2 separate regions of the Homo sapiens genome follow, and region 2 is linked to region 1. A link is a loop called in an ENCODE intact Hi-C map of the cell type or tissue named here. Cell type or tissue: natural killer cell. All regions are shown on one strand. Each heading gives the region's core, and the rest is flanking DNA. Links, peaks and the distances in the headings are about the cores only.

Region 1 (2,909 bases), core at 321-2,820:
GTAGAGACATGGTTTCACCATGTTGGCCAGGTTGGTCTCAAACTCCTGACCTCAAGTGATCTGCTCGCCTCGGCCTCCCAAAGTGTTAGGATTACAGGTGTGAACCACCGCACCCGGCCGGGACACTTTCAAATGTCAAACTGGTGGTCCAACTTTCCTCCCTCCCACCAAATTCTAGAGTGACCATGTAAGATAGATGCTTCTTGCTTTCAAATTCCAGTCGTGGACCTGTTGAGAAAATAGCCAAAAGCAGGAAAGAGGAATAGTAAAATGCCAGGAAAAACACAAAAGATGAACTCAGAAAATGTAAAAACTTAAAGGAATTATGGAAATAATTAAACCTATTACTCTTAGGCCACTGAAAATGAAGCCAAGTGATTTGACAAAGGCTGCTCACAGTTAGCAACATTGGTATAAGACCCCAGGATCAGCACTTATTCTACCACTCGACACTACACTTTCAGTCAATTATTCCTAAGATCCCTTCAAAGTCTTATAATAGCTAATATTTGAGTGCTTCATATCTGCCATGTATTAATCTAAGAGCTTTACTTCTCTTAACTAATTTTTCTTTTTAAAATTTTATCTTCATGACATTCAATAATTCTCTTCTTGACTATCCCATAAAACAGGCAATTATCATTGCCATTTTAAAAATGAGGACACAAGAGAAGCTAAGTAAACTCGCTCAAGATTGCAAAATATGAATGATGGGGATGGGATTCAAATCATTTTTAGGGACATTTTTTTCCTCCCTTTGTAGAGTGTGGAACTCTTGTAAGCATGCCTTTGTCTTGCACATCATCATATCCTTCCTCCCCAAATCTCCAGTGCCTAGCACAGTGTAACACACATGGAAATTGTCTACTAAAATAGTGAAGTATTTAATTTTACCCCATTTAAATTGTTAATTCATCAATTCAGTATGCTATTGATTGATGTTTATATATAAGGTACTTTATAAACCTGCTTTCAATCCCTAAAACTCCTCTACAAAGCAAGTAATCCTATTTTACAGGAATGAAATAACTTGTCCAAAACAACACAGCAAGAAAGAGACAAATCTTAGGCCATTCCAAGGGCCACACACACTTGCCACTAAACCACCCTTTTTTTTCTTTTTTTTTTTTTGAGACAGAGTTTTGTTCTTGTCACCCAGGCTAGAGTGCAATGGCGCGATCTTAGCTCACTGCAACCTCCTCCCAGGTTCAAGCGATTCTCCTGCCTCAGCCTCCCGAGTAGCTGGGATTACAGGCACACACCACCATGCCCAGCTGATTTTTATATTTTTAGTAGAGACAGGGTTTCACCATATTGGTCAGGATGGTCTCGAACTCCTGACCTCAGGTGATCCACCTGCCTCGGCCTCCCAAAGTGCTGGGATTATAGGAGTGAGCCACAGCACCCGGCCTAAACCACCCTTTTCAACACAGTCCCTGTTCTCAAAGACCTCCTAATCTGATAGGGATATCAGATATCATCATTCCAACAACACTCTAAACTCCCTTTAACTCTGTCTTTATATTTAACTATCTGGCAGTATGTCTAACCTAGCCCGGGACAGTTGCAGACAACAGAACCCACTTAAGCAGAAAGGGATGTATTGCAATAACAGACTTTGGCGGAACTTCCAGGAACAACACCTAACCCACAAAATAACACCAATTACACTGCAATGTGATAAGTGCTAAAGCAGAAGCTTGGGGGCCAGGCATGGTGGCTTATGCCTATAATCGTAGCACTTTGGGAGACCAAGGCAGCAAGATCACTTGAGGCCAGGAGTTTGAGACCAGCCTGGACAACATGGCAAGACCTTATCTCTATAAAAAATACAACAATTAGCCAGGCATGGTGGCACATACCTGTTATCCCACCTACTGGAGAGGCTGAGGTGGGAGGATCACTGGAGCCTGGGAGGTCGAGGCTACAGTGAGCCATAATCATGCCACTGCAATCGGCCTGGGCAACAGAGTAAGACTGTCTCAAAACAAACAAACAAAAGTAGTAGCTAGGAAGAGAAAGAGGGTCTGGGGGAAGTAGAGAAGTTAAACAGATAACTGAATAAGCCTTTTAGGATAAACAGAAATCCTCTAGCAGAGAATACTGTTCTTTGACCTCATTAGAACCCTGATTTATTGGCCTCTATTTTCTTCCAATCTATCAGCCCTCCCCTTTTTCTTCAGTTTTCTTCCAATCCAGCTTAGATTCCATAGCCCATCATTCCAACAACACCCTAAACTCCCTTTAACTCTGTCTTTATATTTAACTCTCTGGCAGTACCTCTAACCTGGTCAGGGACAGTTGCAGACAACAGAACCCACTTAAGCAGTAAGGGATGTATTGCAATAAAAGACTTTGGCAGAACTTCCAGGAACAACACCTAACCCACAAAATAATACCACCTTTGCCACAATCCAGGAAAGTTATGGCTATCACTGCAGCAAGCCACCAAACCAGGGAGCTATTGACTGGAGAAATTTACTGCCATGACTGGCAGCAAAACTGGATGACTCACACCCTCCTTCTTTCCACATTTAACTCAGTTCCAAATTCAATTTTCACCTTAGGTGCAAGGGAGTCAAGAAAATGGTTTTTAGTTTTCCAGATTTTTCAGGAAGAGAAGACATATTAGAGGTTAGAATGTGTCTTGAGCAAGCGATGTCCTTGCCATACCCAGAAAGGTTTTCTCCATGCATGCACTAAACCGCTGGATATGCTGGAAAAAAATTTTTTTTTTCCTTGCATCCTACATTTCTCTAGTAACCTCATTCTCCCACACTCCACAGTGACTTTCAAATCTTCTACAATATTCTCAAATTTCTCAAAACTGGATCCTCAACTGGATCCTGGATAATCCCTTATCCCCATCGGTTAGCACATCCTCTCCTCCTCTTTACAATCAGATCTAT
Region 2 (2,909 bases), core at 248-2,747, 550 kb after region 1:
TTGTTCTCCTCACCTCAGGGGTGTGAACCCCAGCTTCTAAAAGCAGGAGGCCCCCATGGCCCATCCCACCCAGAGAGTGGCTGAAGGGCCTAGCCTGGCCTGGCCGAGACTTCTCTGTTGCCAACCTGGCCCCGAGGCCTCCAGGAAGTGAGGCTTTTATTTTGAGCCTAGAGCATCAGCCTGGAACCAGGACTTCGCTCTGAGCTCACTGTGAGGCGAGCGTTGGTTTCCCAGGGGACCCCACCCTGCCAAGGGAAGTGGCACAAAGCACCCCCTAATGAGGCAGGAAGCAAAGCCATGAGCTGCACTGCCTCAGCCCTGCACAGGGGCTGCTTGGGACAAGGCACCCGTCCCCCAGCCTCAATTTCCTCCCTGGTCAAGTGGGATTCAGTAACTACCATTTGTGGCACCGGAAAAATGGCAGCTGCCACGGGGGCCTCCATTTTACAGATGAGGAAACAGGCTCAGGAGGGCAAGTGACTCTGCAGCCTGTGTTAGATAAAGAACCCGAGCCCAGGTGTCTGCTCCAGGTGGAGGCAGGGAAGGCAGCCTTCCTGGCAGCCATGGGATGGGGGAGGGGGTCAGCTCTGCCATCCCCAGAGCCTTGTTCTGAGAAGCACAGAGCCCATGTGTAAAGAGCTGATTTCAATTTTACCTGCAAAATCAGAAAAATATGGGACTCATGTTAGAACCTGTCTCTCAAGACTGGCGCGAGGTTGACACGAGAGAGTGTATGGTCAGTCGGCCCTCCCTATCCGCAGGTTCCACATCGTGGATTGCAGATTGAAAATACTCAGATGCAGAGCCCGTGATACAGAGGGCCGACTGTATAAGTTCAGAAGAGGACCTGGCGTCTAATAAATGCACAACAATAATAGTATCAATACTTATTATCACTATTGTGGGTCTTTGCTCTGAAGATAAAGGGAGAAGTGATGGTTTTAGGGAATCGTTTGGGGAGTGGAGGGTGCTTCCCCAGATATCTAGGAAGTGGAGAATGACAGGGCCTTGTGTCATACCTGGAGGCCAACTCTGAGCCCCCCACTGGCTGCTCCTAAAGGGAGATTTGATAAGCTACCACCAGCCAGAATATCTCTGCTGCTGGGATTCACTGGTACTGTTTGCCTTTGGGGCAAAGTTAGCTGCTAGCGCCCAGTCACAGCACTTCCTGTGCTGCAGGTGACAACCTCCTCCAGCGCCATCTGAGCCGTCCGAGTCTAGGTTCTCTAGGTTTTGCATGAGCCGTCACATCTCCTGCATGCTCTTTCCCCTTTCTCTCTAACCCCAGAGGCCCCACCCCTGCCAAACCGGTGGATCCGTGTGTTCCCCCAGCCAACTGCTGCCATTTACTGAGGCCTGCTGCGTATTCAGCACATGGATGACGCCAAATCACAGTTTACTAAGAGGAACGTCTTGCCGTTTCCTGAATGCGTCTCATGCACACTGGCCTCTGCTCATGCCCTTTCCTCTGCCTGGAACACTTTTTCCATTGCTCTTTCGGGGAATCTTCTTCAAGATCCACCTCCTCTGAGAAGCCCGCCCTGACCCCTACGGTTGGACCCTGAGCTCTGGGTGTTGACCCAGAGCCCTGTGTGCTGGGTCCCTGGGAGTCGTGCCCTCTGGCCTGGATGCTCGTTTGGGTCTTGACCCAGCCTGATTCATCTTCATGATCCCGTGGAACCTGGCACAGGAGGTGCCAGCCAATCTCTATTTGATTTTTGCAAACCTTTTCTTGATGTATAATTTACCTATAGAAAAGCACAGCTATCTTAAGTGCACACCTTGGTGGGCTTCTACAAGGTGAACACACCCATGTGACCTCCACCCAAACTAAGAAATCAGACCAGCACCCAGAGGCCCCTAGAGCCCCCGCCTCGCCACTGCCCCGCCCCCACTGACTTCTGCCTGTCTATGTAGTTCTATAATACATACATCTGTAGAATTACGTAGAAATGAAATTCTGCAGCGCGTGTTCTTTTGTGAGCACTTCTTTCTCCCAACGTTATGTTTGGGAGCTTCGTCTGTGTGGTTGCGGGTAGCTAACTCATTTTTTCCATTGCTGTGTATACTCCATTGTATGAATCTACCACAATGCATTTGCCTGTTTTCCTGCAAAATAACATTTGGATTGATTCCAGCTTGGGGCTGTTACAAATAAGGCAGCCATGGCCACCAGGCTCCGTGCTGGGTGTCCACACACAGGCACCTGTGCTGCTCAGTTGATCTTTCTGAATCACTGTCTTCAATGATTTACTTCTCACACCCACTCCAGGAGGTGGATGGATTCTTCTCTCCCTTCTACAGATGAGGAAATGTTACAGATGAAGTAACATGGCCAGGCCAGGATCCCACAGGGGATCAGCGGCTGCACTGGGGTTCTCACTGAGGTCTGTGAGCCCCAGAGCCCAGTGGAGGGAGGAGGGGATGAGGTGGAGGCGGCGGGTGAGGACGAGAACTGCGGAAGAGTGAAGAGGAGAGAGAAGCCAGGCTCTGGGGAGCTGCAGGCAGCCAGGCCGGGCTGCTGCGGAGTGCGTGGCCCCAGGAATGGGGGCGTCTGGTGGTATCTGGGCTGGCTGGAGAGGTGGTTGGGGAGATAGTGCTCTTGGGGGGCTGGCCCCCACTGAGCCCTCATAAGCTCTGACCAGAAGCACAGGGTGGGGAAGGGGAGCTTCCTCTTGATGGTGACACATCTGACTCCCTTCTCACATCCTCCTCCCAGGCAACCCAGGGAAATCAGGGTGGGCAGGTGAGGTTGAGGGGACTGAGCTTCAGGGAGGGGCCATAATAATAATGATGATGGCAGAAGTGTGAGGCTGTAGGACACAGGGTCAGGGTGGAGCAGCCCTGAGGGGGAGGGGCAAGGGAGGGCTCTGGCACTTGGGACCCATATGGCAAACTGCATTGTCTGT

Evidence for each region. Hi-C counts contacts between places; a loop is a spot of excess contacts. Peaks named below come from ENCODE experiments on the same cell type or tissue, not always from the same donor. Only the 100,000 strongest peaks of a DNase experiment are listed, where the experiment ranks them.
Region 2: a loop joins it to region 1, with 4 times the contacts of the local background. A loop is called at or near these places in 1 of 110 quality-filtered maps.

The regions. Positions count from the first base shown.
Region 1 is chr1:31,299,156-31,302,064 of GRCh38, reverse strand. The region is part of intron 1 of ZCCHC17 (zinc finger CCHC-type containing 17); the gene reads right to left. Among named protein-coding and RNA genes, the nearest start is that of ZCCHC17, 3.6 kb to the right of the region's middle. In natural killer cell, for the core only: no CTCF peak of the experiment used is centred there; a DNase peak (open chromatin) is centred at 1,654; H3K27ac peaks cover 1,556 bases.
Region 2 is chr1:30,748,312-30,751,220 of GRCh38, reverse strand. All of the region lies in intron 1 of LAPTM5 (lysosomal protein transmembrane 5), which reads left to right. LOC105378620 (a long non-coding RNA gene) reads left to right here. Exons shown (of 2, transcript XR_007065566.1): 1 at 1-877; 2 at 1,289-2,909. Among named protein-coding and RNA genes, the nearest start is that of LAPTM5, 8.0 kb to the left of the region's middle. RefSeq lists enhancers at 344-483, 174-717, 1,124-1,173, 1,274-1,353, 2,282-2,461 and 3 more. In natural killer cell, for the core only: no CTCF peak of the experiment used is centred there; DNase peaks (open chromatin) are centred at 1,260, 2,090 and 2,448; H3K27ac peaks cover 2,500 bases.